Regions from separate parts of the Homo sapiens genome. Here all the other regions are linked to region 1. Evidence: chromatin contacts called from ENCODE Hi-C or POLR2A ChIA-PET data. All regions are on one chromosome and are shown on one strand. The core of a region is the stretch at or near the end of the contact, and the rest is flanking DNA. Distances in the headings are between cores, read along the strand shown.

Region 1 (3,858 bases), core at 744-3,243:
TGTTGATAGAGAAATCTTGTTACTGCTGGAAAGAAATGAAGAACAAATGTTCTCTTACAACTTGCAAATTTCAACCAGTAAGTTCTGGGTTTCTTGGACTAGTGAGCATAAGTATCAGCTAGTGTGTTTTCTAAAAAAAGGTTTGTTTCTGGGCCCATATTCTGGGAGCTTCTGATTCAGTAGGTAAAAGCAGGGTGCAGCAATCAGAAATGTTTATAATTATGCCATGGGATTTGGATGCAGGTGGTCTGCAGACTTCACTTTGAGAATAATAAAAAATAAGAACCCTGATTTGTGAAAGGTCCTATAGGATCTTGGTTTCCTCTTGAGCGCAACTGTTACTAAATTATAATTCAGGTACCCAGCTGCCAGGTGAATGGCTTTATGTTTTGATTATAAGAAAAGTCAAATGGCCAAGAAACTCTTAGAACACGCTTTACAGTTCTAAAAATGTTTATCTTTTCTATTCTTTAATTGACTGAGGCTTCTGTTTAGGTTAATGCCACAAATGTTGATGCCACAAGAGTGAAGTACAGAAAGAAAGTTCATAAAAATATTTATTTGGCATCTGGCAAACTATAAAATATTTTCTCACATGTTACCTAATTTGATTCTCATGGTAGCTCTGTCGGGGAGTCAGGGCAGGTATGTGTTAATTTTGCCTATGAGCAAACAGAGGTCTGAAGAGGTTCTAACTTGCCCAATACCAGATAGTAGAAATAAACAGCAGAGAAGCCACTCCTCCTGGGACTGCTCATGCCTAGGTTATGCAGTGTTGGTTCAACTACCTTTCATGGTCCCCTAATATATCCAAATATATTCCTTAATGTCTTTCTCTCCTGACTCTTTCATCTCTAGAGACATTGCATAGGGAACATTTAACACTGTGCTCAGGAGGAAAAGGAGGAGGGTTGGATGCTATTGTGTGTTCAGGATTAAATGAGATAATATATGTGAAAGTCTTTGTAGTTATAAAATATTATACATATACAAGCATATATTATTATTGCATTGTATATTGCATATTAGATTATTGCTTATCCTTTTCAGAGCATGACTGCATCATATAGGAAACTCTTGGCCAGGCACAGTGGCTCATGCCTGTAATCCCAGCACTTTGGGAGGCCAAGGTGGGCGGATTACTTGAGGCCGGGAGTTCAAAACCGTGTCTCTACTAAAAATAGAAAAATTAGCTGGGTGTGTTGGCACACGCCTGTAATCTCAGCTATTCGGGAGGCTGAGGCACGAGAATCGCTTGAACTGGGGACATGGAGGTTGCAGTGAGCCAAGATTGCACCACTGCACTGCAGCATGGGTGACAGAGCAAGACTCTGTCTCAAAACATAATAATAACAATAAGAGAAATTCTTGAAACTTAGAGTTTCTGAGAAAAAGAGTTACCAACAATAAATTTAATAATACATTTTTAAAAATTGAGGAAGGAATACATGCAGAAATAAATAATAATTTAAAAGATAATGAGAAACTAATTAGAATAAGCTGAAACATGATTGAAGTTCGGTTGTGGGAGGAGATAAATGACTCATACTGAAAACTACCTAAAATAGCACATACAAAAGCGTTTATAAGCTTAGAATTTCTTATTTTATTTTCTCAGAATATTTCTGGTAGTTAAATTTGAGGCTTCCTGCGATGTGGGCATCTCAGAGGAACCATATAGATTGGCGCTTGTACTACAAAATATCCTAAGTTGACTGGGTTTAAATGTGGTTTTTTAAATTTACTTTTATTGTCATTTTCCCCACTTACCCTGACTTGAAGCTCATGAAAGTAGTTTTTATATCCTGAAGTCAAGGAGGCATTGTTCAGCCGCATCATTTGCCTACTTCTCATAGCTTGAAAGGGGAATAAAAGGCAGATTGCCTCACCACCTTGCTATTTTAGTCTCCTGATGTCTTGTGGTCTCGGCACCTCTCCCTGCTTGTAATTCCATATTGCTAGTTGTAATCAAATCCTACCTTGGAAAGGTCAGACTTGAGCAGGAAGAGTGCAGTCATTCCAACAGCTGTCGCTCTGGGCTCTCCCGCTGTGTCACAGTGTGAGGCGTGTGCACCACTGCACTCCAGCCTGGGTAACAGAGGGAGACTCCATGTGAAAAATAAATAAATAAATAGAATAAAATAAATGAAATAAAATTTCTTTGGAATGGCTACTTTCTCGTCTTCTTGAGCTTCATGAGGGGCTTAAAAGCAAAGATTATTTTTCTGTGACATTTAATGGCAAATACAGATAGAAAGAAATACGTTTAGGATGTTCCAGGGGTTCGAAAAACATGTTCATCCAGGCCCACTAATTTGGTCTTTTTCTTCTTATTATTCTTATTCTCACTCTTCTTTTGTTTTGGACACGGGGTATGACTCTGTCACCCAGGCTGGAGTGCAGTGGAGTCATCACAGCTCACTGCTGCCGTGGCCTCCTGGGTTCAAGGGATCCTCCCACCACAGCCTCCCAAGTAGCTGCAACTACAGGTACACGTCCCCACACCTGGCTAATTTTTGATTTTGTCTTTGGGTAGAGATGGGGTTTTGCCATGCTGTCCAGCATGGTCTCAAACTCCTGGACTCAAGCAATCAACCTGCCTTGCTCAGCCTCATACAGTGCTGGGATTAAAGGTGTGAGCTACCATGCCCAGCCTAATCTGGTCTTTAAAACCAGAAAGTTATCAAAATATTTCAAATTCCTTATGGACGCAGAACTTCAAGCTGAAACATCCTTTCTAGGCTCTCGTTTACACTCCATTTTACTTCCATATTTGAATAATGTTTTTTTTTTTCTTCCTTTTTTTTTTTTTTACCCTTTTTGTGTCACAGTATAAATAATCTTTAGAAGGATAAGCCTCTGCTGACAATAGAGCTCTATTTACTAAGTATCTACTATATACCACACCCTGGAGCAGGACCACCAACATTATCTCATTTGGAATTCTTAATCGCTAGAGATGTTGTTTACCATCTTGCAGATAAGGAAATGAAGATCAGAAAAAGTAGGTAATTTGCTTAAAGCTACAGGAATGAGACACAAAAATGTGAAGTCAGGTCTATCTTACTCCAAAGCCTGTGCACCATGTTTGAGTGTAAGCATATGTGTGATTTGTTTTAAAGAGATAATACGCCTCTATTTGTTCCAGCTTCTCTACTTGCTAATTGACCACATGCAAGTCACTCGACATCTTACAAGGTCAGTTTCTTTGACTGGAGAATGGGAATGACAATTCTTTTTTTTTTTTTTTTTTTTTTTTTGTCAGACGGAATCTCTCTCTGTCACCCAGGCTGGAGTACAATGGCGCGATCTTGGCTCACTGCAACCTCTGCCTCCTGGGTTCAAGCAATACTCCTGCCTCAGCCTCCCGAGTAGCTGGGACTACAGGCATGCGCCACCATGCCCGGCTAATTTTTTGTATTTTTAGTAGAAATGGGGTTTCACCATGCTGGCCAGGCTGGTCTCAAACTCCTAACCTCGTGATCCGCCCGCCTCGGCCTCCCAAAGTGCTGGGATTACAGGCGTGAGCCACCGCGCCCGGCAGGAATGACAATTCTTATTCCTTGCACTTTATAGGATTATTGAAGAAGTAAAACGAGAAGACATAAATGGTGGCTTCTAAGAGCACCCAAACACTTTCAAATCACAGGTGTGCATTAGTGAAGGTTAGGTTTGGCTGCCCATGGTAGAAAATCCAAAATGACTGCAGCTTACACAAAAAAGAAATCTACTTCTCTCTCAAGCTGGGCACAGTGGCTCACGCCTATAATCCCAGCACTTTGAGAGGCTGAGGTGGGCACTTGAAGCCAGAAATTCGAGACCAGCCCGGCCAACATGGTGAAACCCCATCTCTTCTAA
Region 2 (3,734 bases), core at 666-3,165, 65 kb before region 1:
GTTTCTCTCAGAAAATGGTAAGATCATTGCTCTGTGCAAGAAAGGAGGGTGTATGTAAGGAGTATGTGACAAGCTTTGCAGGGACAGAATTCACAACAGAGAGCAGCTAAAGGAAGAGAAAGTACAAGTGACACTAAAGGGAAGGTGATTTTCAAATCCACCCTTGCTTATCTCAAACCAGTGCATGATTTCCTGATGAAGCCATTTGTCCACCCTACAGTGCTGTTGTTTCTAAAAATTCCTACCACAGAATAACAACTGTCAACACCTGCCTCAGACACAGCAGTAGGGAAGACTGCAAGTGGGAAAGAGATTTAAACACACCAACCTTTTTAGGAACAAAATCACTCATATCAGCTGATTTGCTGAATTAAAGGATTTTTTAAAGTATATGGTATTCTTTGACATAGTATTGGCTGAATAATCATTTAACAAATGTCACTGGTGGATGAATTAAGTAAGAAAGGTGTCACGTTGGCTCTTCATACAGACATTTGGCGAGTAATTGGCACTAAAAGGATTCTGATTTCTTCCCCTGCCATTTTGATCTTTCAAGTTTTAAAATAGCAAATAACATTGGTCCTTAGGGTTGGTCCATGTTAGAATCACAATGGACAGAGACCCTGAAAAACTGTACAAAAGAGGGAGGAACAGAACAGAATGGAAAAAAGTTATGGAAATTTTCCACCCATGGATGGGACACACCCTCATGCAAACAAAGCTCTGCGGCGAAGACTATATTTCATAAAAATGTGATAAAACACTTGCTGAGCCCTGAGGGGATGAACAATGGTTCTTTTTATTTTATTTTTTTTAATCTTCCAAAATTCAGTCTCACATGCTGAGCAGTTGAAGGGAAAGGCCTTTTGTCATATCTGTTTCCAAACATCTATTTCCTTTCTGGAGCCCCAGAAGTTTGAGTTGCTGTCACAGTGAGGAGCTCTCTTGTGTCAGCCACTCTGATTCTATGTCCTTGTCCTAACTAGGTTGTCTGCCAACGCTAACTGGCCAGCTCTGACAGGAGGTGCGTGGCCCAGGAGGAGCCATCAGGCCAGTTCTCTGGGATACTGCTGTGTCTCCAGCTCTGCAGTTTGCTCTTCGTCACTCAGCGGCAGACGGAGAGGCAGACACGAGCCCCTTGTGAGCCCTCCTCCTTACCGTCATCTCACAATGCTCTGAAATAAGGAGGCAAATGGCTGAGGTCCCCTCAGTTGTGAGTATCTTGCTTCCTTCCCCAATGCCTCTTCAAACCACTTTGTCAAAAACAACAACAACAACAAAACAAAAACAAAAACAAACAGATTCTTGTGTTCATGATACTAAAACAAAATTGCGTAAGGTCTGTTGCTTAAGATTAAGCACTGGCCGGGCACGGTGGCTCACGCCTGTAATCCCAGCACTTTGGGAGGCTGAGGCGGGCGGATCACGAGGTCAAGAGATCGAGACCATCCTGGCTAACACTGTGAAACCCTGTCTCTACTAAAAATACAAAAAATTAGCCGGGCGCGGTGGCAGGCGCCTGTAGTCCCAGCTACTCGGGAGACTGAGGCGGGAGAATGGCGTGAACCCGGGAGGCGGAGCTTGCAGTGAACTGAGATCACGCCACTCCACTCCAGCCTGGGTAACAGAGCAAGACTCCGTCTCAAAAAAAAAAAAAAAAAAAGATTAAGCACTCAAAAAATGTCAAAGTTGGTCTTAAAAATCTGGCTGTGGTTAATGGGATCAGCTGCATTTTTCTTTAAAATGATGTAACCCATCTCCTCCATTTTACTTTTGCATTTGACTTTCCAACTTCCACGCGAAGGAACAGCATGTGGTTTACTTGTGGTCATATGTTACATGTTGCTTTGGTGCTTTACAACTTTCAAAAAGCTTTTATACAACAGTGATATCATCAGTTCCTCAGATAACCCTGTGATGTGGGTAGGTTGATGGATACTCTATCATCATTTCCCATATGAGGAAAGAAGAGTAAATAAGTTACACAACATGGACGAGGTCACCCTGCACTTCAGAGGTGGAACCAAATTCCAACAGAAGCATTGAATTTCTAGACGAGTTTTTGTTTGTTTTTTATCTTTTCCATCACACCAAGCCACCTCTGTGAAGGAAAATTGTATGCATCTCCCTAATCCAACATTTTTCATGTTAATTATCCACTAAATTACAGCCACAATTTGGTAGTCTCAGTAGCTATTCTGGTTTGAGGACAACTTTTTCCAAATTTCCATATTTTTTCTACTACTTTATCATTTTCTTCTCTACTTGGAATGCCATACTTAACATTCACAACAACACCCTCTTTTATCTTTCTTCTTTCTTCCCTTTCTCTGTTTTTTTCTTTTTCTCCCTTTGTCTCTCCTCTTTTTCTCTCTGCCTTTCTCTGTCTCCTTTTTGTGTGTTTATTTTTGTTTTAGTTTTAGAGACAGGGTCTTGCTATGCTGCTTGGGCTGGTCTCAAACTCCTGGGCTCAAGCAATCCTTCTGCCTTAGCCTCTCAAAGTGCTAGATTATAGGCATGAGCTGTCATGCCCAGCCTAGTTTTGTTTGTTGATTGCATACTGAAAGTAACACATGACTAGAATATAAGAGAACTGAGTTTGAGATATTATAATTTCACATAACCTCTATAGGTCTCTGTTGTTTTATCTCTAAGATTGTTTTTTGTAAAATAATGATTTTCTACACAAGTGAAGAAGAGGGAAGGGAAAATGGGATTTTTGTGCTAATCAAAAATAATATGTGGTTAAAAAAATTGAGGGCTACCTAATTTGTAGGTTTTCTTATTTTAAGTAATAGATGATAGGATCAAATCCAGGTCTTCTGTCTACAAGTCAAATATTTAGGAAGCTGCTGGGTGCAGTGACTTGCATCTGGAGAGGCTGAGGCAGGAGGATCACTTAAGTCCAGGAGTTTGAGGCTACAGTGAGCTACAATTGCTCCACTGCACTCCAGCCTGGGTGACAGAAGACTCCATCTCTAAAACAAAATAAAACAAAACCAAAAACAAACAAACAAAAAAAATTATTTAGTGATTTTATTTTTTAGTGACTTTGTTAGCCTTACCAATAAGTTACTTTTACTTTTTTTTTTTTTTTTTTTTTTTGAGACAGAGTCTCGCTCTGTCCCAGGCTGGAGTGCCGTGGTGTGGTCTTGGCTCACTGCAACCTCTGCCTCCCGTGTTCAAGCGATTCTCCTACCTCAGCCTCCCGAGTAGCTGGGATTACAGGTGGGTGCCACCACTCCTGGCTAATTTTTGTATTTTTAGTAGAGATGGGGTTTCACCACGTTGGCCAGGCCGGTCTCGAACTGCTGACCTCGCGATCCTCCCACCTCAGCCTCCCAAAGTGCTGGGATTACAGGCATGAGCCACCACGCCCAGCACCAGTAAGTTATTTTTAATATGAAATTCCAAGACAGGATATACAAAATTTAGGAAAGAAAGAAGCCAGAATTTTAACAAGCTACTCCTGTCTTCACTATTATTAATACCAGATAATTTCTCATATTGATGGCATTTTTTTCTTAGAAACTCTAATCTAACAGTCAACAAAAAAACTACAATAAGCAAAAGAGGATATGAGACGATTATTCTAGCATTCTATTTTTCTGGTTCTCTTTGTCAAGCTAAGCGTTATGAGGTAATGGGGGTGTTTGTTCTGACTGGAAATGTGTTGCATTTAGATATTATATACAAAGGTTTTTCCTGGAATAACATCGTTATTTAGCTAAAAA
Region 3 (3,818 bases), core at 674-3,173, 120 kb before region 1:
CCTCCAAAACTATTGAGGGGGTGTCCAATGTTGAATTTTGTGCTGTGAAGATACAAGCCAGATTTTTACGTAGAGGTGGAGATTATGTATTTAAAAACATCTTTCCTCCATTCTGACAGAATAAATAAATTTCATAGCGTTGTCAAGCAAAAACATCCTGCAAATGATGAGGGTTAAATGCCTGACCCTTCACAAGTCTGTTGGGGGATAAGACTTGCATCTCAGGGAGTCACCGGGGAAATTGTTCTAAGAAGCCACATTTGCCCCTCGATTTGTTTTTTGGTTTGTTTGTTTGTTTGTTTGTTTGTTTGTTTTTGAGATGGAGTCTTGCTTAGGCTGACTGCCCAGGCTGGAGTGCAGTGGCGTGGTCTCGGCTCACTGCAACCTCTGCCTCCTGGGTTCAAGCGATTTTCCTACCTCCGTCTCTGAGCAGCTGGGGTTACAGGTGCCTGCCACCATGCCCAGCTAATTTTTGTATTTTTAGTAGAGACGGGGTTTCACCATGTTGGTCAGTCTGGTCTCGAACTCCTGACCTCAAGTGATCAGCCTGCTTCAGCCTCCTAAACTGTTGGGATTACAGGCATGAGCCATCGTGCCCAGCCTGCCCCTCAAATTTTGATGTCTCCCCTGTATCTGACTCATTGAGATTGCTTGATAAAAATGTGTTGAATGAAAAGCTGAATATTTTAATAAAGAGCCAAGAGCATATTAAAAATAAAGTTTCCTAGAGATACTGGCCACTTTCGGCCCGGCCACAGGCCTTTCTGGGGAGTGTGCTCCATCTGTAGTCTTTGCTCTGTAAACTCATGAGCTGCACCCCACACACGCACAGAGATTTCAGAAGCCTGACCTCAAGACAGCCAGCACATAGGTTTGCCATCACATACTCAGGAGCTGGCACACAAAGATGAGCTGGGCCAACCAGAGTCTTTCCTTTGGCAATTTGGACTCAACAACAAGGAATGAATTGCCAGGAAGTAATTTTATTGGAGCTGTCAAATTGCCACAGGCTCACGTAAGCCAAAGCCACGTGCAAGATGAAGTTATGACGTGGCATAGAAAAGAGAGAAAAAGCTGGTCAGAAAAGAATGTCTTTCACAAAGAAGGGAACAACAAACACCGGGGCCTACTTGAGGGTGGAGGGTGGGAGGAAGGCGAGGATCAAAAACTACCTGCCGGGTACTAAGCTTATTACCTGGGTGACGAAATAATCTGTACACCAAACCCCCGAGACACACAGTTTGTCTACGTAACAAACCTGCACCTAAAATAAAAGGTTAAAAAAAAAAAAGAAGAAGAAAGTGATGTCACCGAGAGATACTGAGTCAGAGAGGTCATGAGACAGGGGACATGAAAGAGATCAAAGGAGAGAGACCAGGGCCTAAAACTGGGGAACATCTAGGGCCTTATGACCTTCTGATCCATTCTGGTCTGTGTGGATATTTTCAGGTAACACCCAAGCCCTGCCCTGAAGTAAAGTGGGTCTCTGTTCCTTAGAGGTCAAAGAGCATTATTTAAAACAGTTAAGTTCCCTAGGAACCCAGCCCCCAAACAGCCTACTAAATTTTTCAGAGCTGAATAATTTCCCTTGCAAAAGGGGAAGATTTTAAATATCTTAGAACTGTGGATCCTACAGTCAAAATTCCCAGTTTACCGGTTGTCAAAAGGTTTGTTTAGATATAGTGCAGGAAAGAGGGAGAAGATGGGAACCAAGTGGCCTTCCCACGGCTTCCCATGGCTTCCCACAGTTAACTTGGAGCTCTTTTCCCAAGTCACACCCATGCTATTTTCCTGCCTCCTGGATGAAGCCTGTTGCAAAAGCTCTGAATTCCAACCTTGCAAATGCACCCGATGATGCATATAGCTGCTTGCTCCCGGAGGCTACTGGGCTGCTTCCCTTAGTCATAACGTAGGCATGGATCTTTCCCATCAGTGATGACGTTTTTACAAGATCAGTTATGTTATGAGTTTGTTGAGTAATAACACTGAATTTGTTATTTTATAAATGTGCAAAAACATGACCAAAGAGTGTCTTAAAACATGCCACAAGTAGAATGTTATGCATAGTAACAGATTTAAAGACATTAGTATAAAACTCAGTAGCTATTCAGACCAACAAAATCTGAAAAAATAAATATTTGAATATTTATGCTTCTCTTGAACATAGTCTCTGCTTCTTTTGCATAGTAACTTATTTGTTCCTTTTAAAGTATATTTGTTGATAGTTTCTTGGATTTCGACTTTCTGATTTGGGGAAAAATTTTTAGTCAATTTATGTAAAAGTATAATTGTGGAGTCTTCAATGGATTCTTAAAAAACTATTCTTTTTTTTGTAATAGAAAATGTTTGGCCCTTTTTGTGCTTCATGGATTTGTTGAGTATAAAATTTGAGAAGATTTTATTAGGTTATACTTTTGCCTGAAAAGTAGAATTACCTAATTAAGTTATATAATTATATTATAGAACTGAATTAGAATTGTTTTTAAGCTAAGTAACACATCAGGAGAGTGGCTAAGTTTTGTTGATTGTGAAATCAATTTTTATTCAGTTTTACTTTTTAAGTAAAGCCTGATGAAGGACAAGACCAAGATGTCAAACAGATAGAGTGAGAAACTTGGCAAAGCTAGATTCTTGAATTGAATTTTGTCTCATGTTTGAAGTTGAGGTTTCCCCAAGACTGGCTACAAACTTTATATTTTAGCCACTAAAATCTGAAAGAGTCTTGCTGTATCTGAAAGGACAGAACATTTATGTATTTCACCAGGATAACTCCTGGGGTGCCTGCAGTGTTGAGTAAGCTTTCACTCAACATTGCCTGTGGATTTGAAAATGTAGCAGGGTAGGGTGGTGCAAAGAAAGGTAGAGCTGGGTGTGTGGACTTTGCCAACCATCAAAGCCAACAGCCCTTGTGTGTTCAATGCTTTATGTATTCAATGGTTCACTTATAGAGGGACTGTGAAAATTTAACCTGAATTATTCCTGTGACCTAATAACAGGATCTCCAAACAGCCCAAACTCCTTTGGTTTAGAGAATGCCTTTGTCTATATTTGCTTTATTACGTGAAGATAGACAGACGCTTTATATACAGGGGGCATGCATAAGCCTACCTATTTGAATTGGTGTGTGTTACATCTATGGGGGACTGAAGCACCAAATGAATAGACCTAGACCCTATAATTTCTTTCTTACACATATGTAATCATATTACCAAAACAAAGCAATCCTCAGCTGCTATATACATATGTGTTTGTTTGTGTTTCCAGGCATTATAGATTATGTTCATTTCATCTGCATCATTTTCTTGGAAGCTGCTAATGGGTTAAAAGCATGTCTCCTCTTTTCCCTGGAAGCTGCCCACAGTGCCTGAGATAATGTTGTGCCCACAGAGATGGTTCAGAGAACACGGTGGTCCCTAAGAGATGACTAAGCTAAATATGGGAAGAGTAAATTATTTTCTGTTTCCTTCGTTCCTTCCTTCCTTCCTTCCTCCCTCCCTTCCCTCTCTCTCTCTCTCCCTCCCCATCCCTCCCTCCCTTCCTTCCTCCCTCCCTCCTTTTCTTTTCTTTCTTTCTTTCCTTCCTTCCTTTCTTCCTTTCTCTTTCTTTCTTTCCTTCCTTTCTTTCTCTCAAATAAAGAAGTTTGTTTTTCATTTCTCTTCACACACTTTGTAAAATACATTGCTTATGGCACTCACATCAGAAGCTCCTTTTCTATTTTCACCATTTAATTCTAGTCGTTCCCTCAAATTACAAAAGTGCTAAAAATTATAAATATTTCTGAGGAAAACAACATAAAAAGTCTTGTGAAACTTTATACA

What was found. Hi-C counts contacts between places; a loop is a spot of excess contacts on that map. ChIA-PET counts read pairs that join two places held with the same protein, here RNA polymerase II (POLR2A). Pooled maps may share reads with other maps.
Region 2: a loop to region 1 is called in a map of psoas muscle, with 2.1 times the contacts of the local background. The contact joins two enhancer-like sites. A Hi-C loop is called at or near these places in 2 of 168 maps with a recorded cell type or tissue (astrocyte of the cerebellum and psoas muscle) and 3 of 50 pooled maps. POLR2A ChIA-PET finds 5 or more read pairs at or near these places in 6 of 52 experiments (A549, GM12878, MCF 10A and 3 more).
Region 3: POLR2A ChIA-PET joins it to region 1 with 12 read pairs in MCF 10A. The contact joins two enhancer-like sites. A Hi-C loop is called at or near these places in 1 of 50 pooled maps. POLR2A ChIA-PET finds 5 or more read pairs at or near these places in 2 of 52 experiments (MCF 10A and activated naive CD4-positive, alpha-beta T cell).

Annotation. Positions count from the first base shown.
Region 1 is chr6:134,462,971-134,466,828 of GRCh38, reverse strand. All of the region lies in intron 2 of CT69 (cancer/testis associated transcript 69), which reads left to right. It overlaps LINC01010 (long intergenic non-protein coding RNA 1010), which reads right to left. Exons shown (of 3, transcript NR_038217.1): 2 at 1,980-2,088. Among named protein-coding and RNA genes, the nearest start is that of CT69, 14 kb to the left of the region's middle. Within about 2 kb of position 1,993, at least 3 of the 41 ENCODE cell types and tissues checked have a DNase peak (open chromatin) inside an H3K27ac peak, as active enhancers do.
Region 2 is chr6:134,528,317-134,532,050 of GRCh38, reverse strand. LINC03002 (long intergenic non-protein coding RNA 3002) reads left to right here. Exons shown (of 3, transcript NR_125856.1): 2 at 987-1,213. Among named protein-coding and RNA genes, the nearest start is that of LINC03002, 9.8 kb to the left of the region's middle. Within about 2 kb of position 1,915, at least 5 of the 41 ENCODE cell types and tissues checked have a DNase peak (open chromatin) inside an H3K27ac peak, as active enhancers do.
Region 3 is chr6:134,587,761-134,591,578 of GRCh38, reverse strand. No RefSeq gene overlaps it. Among named protein-coding and RNA genes, the nearest start is that of LINC03002, 50 kb to the right of the region's middle. Within about 2 kb of position 1,923, at least 4 of the 41 ENCODE cell types and tissues checked have a DNase peak (open chromatin) inside an H3K27ac peak, as active enhancers do.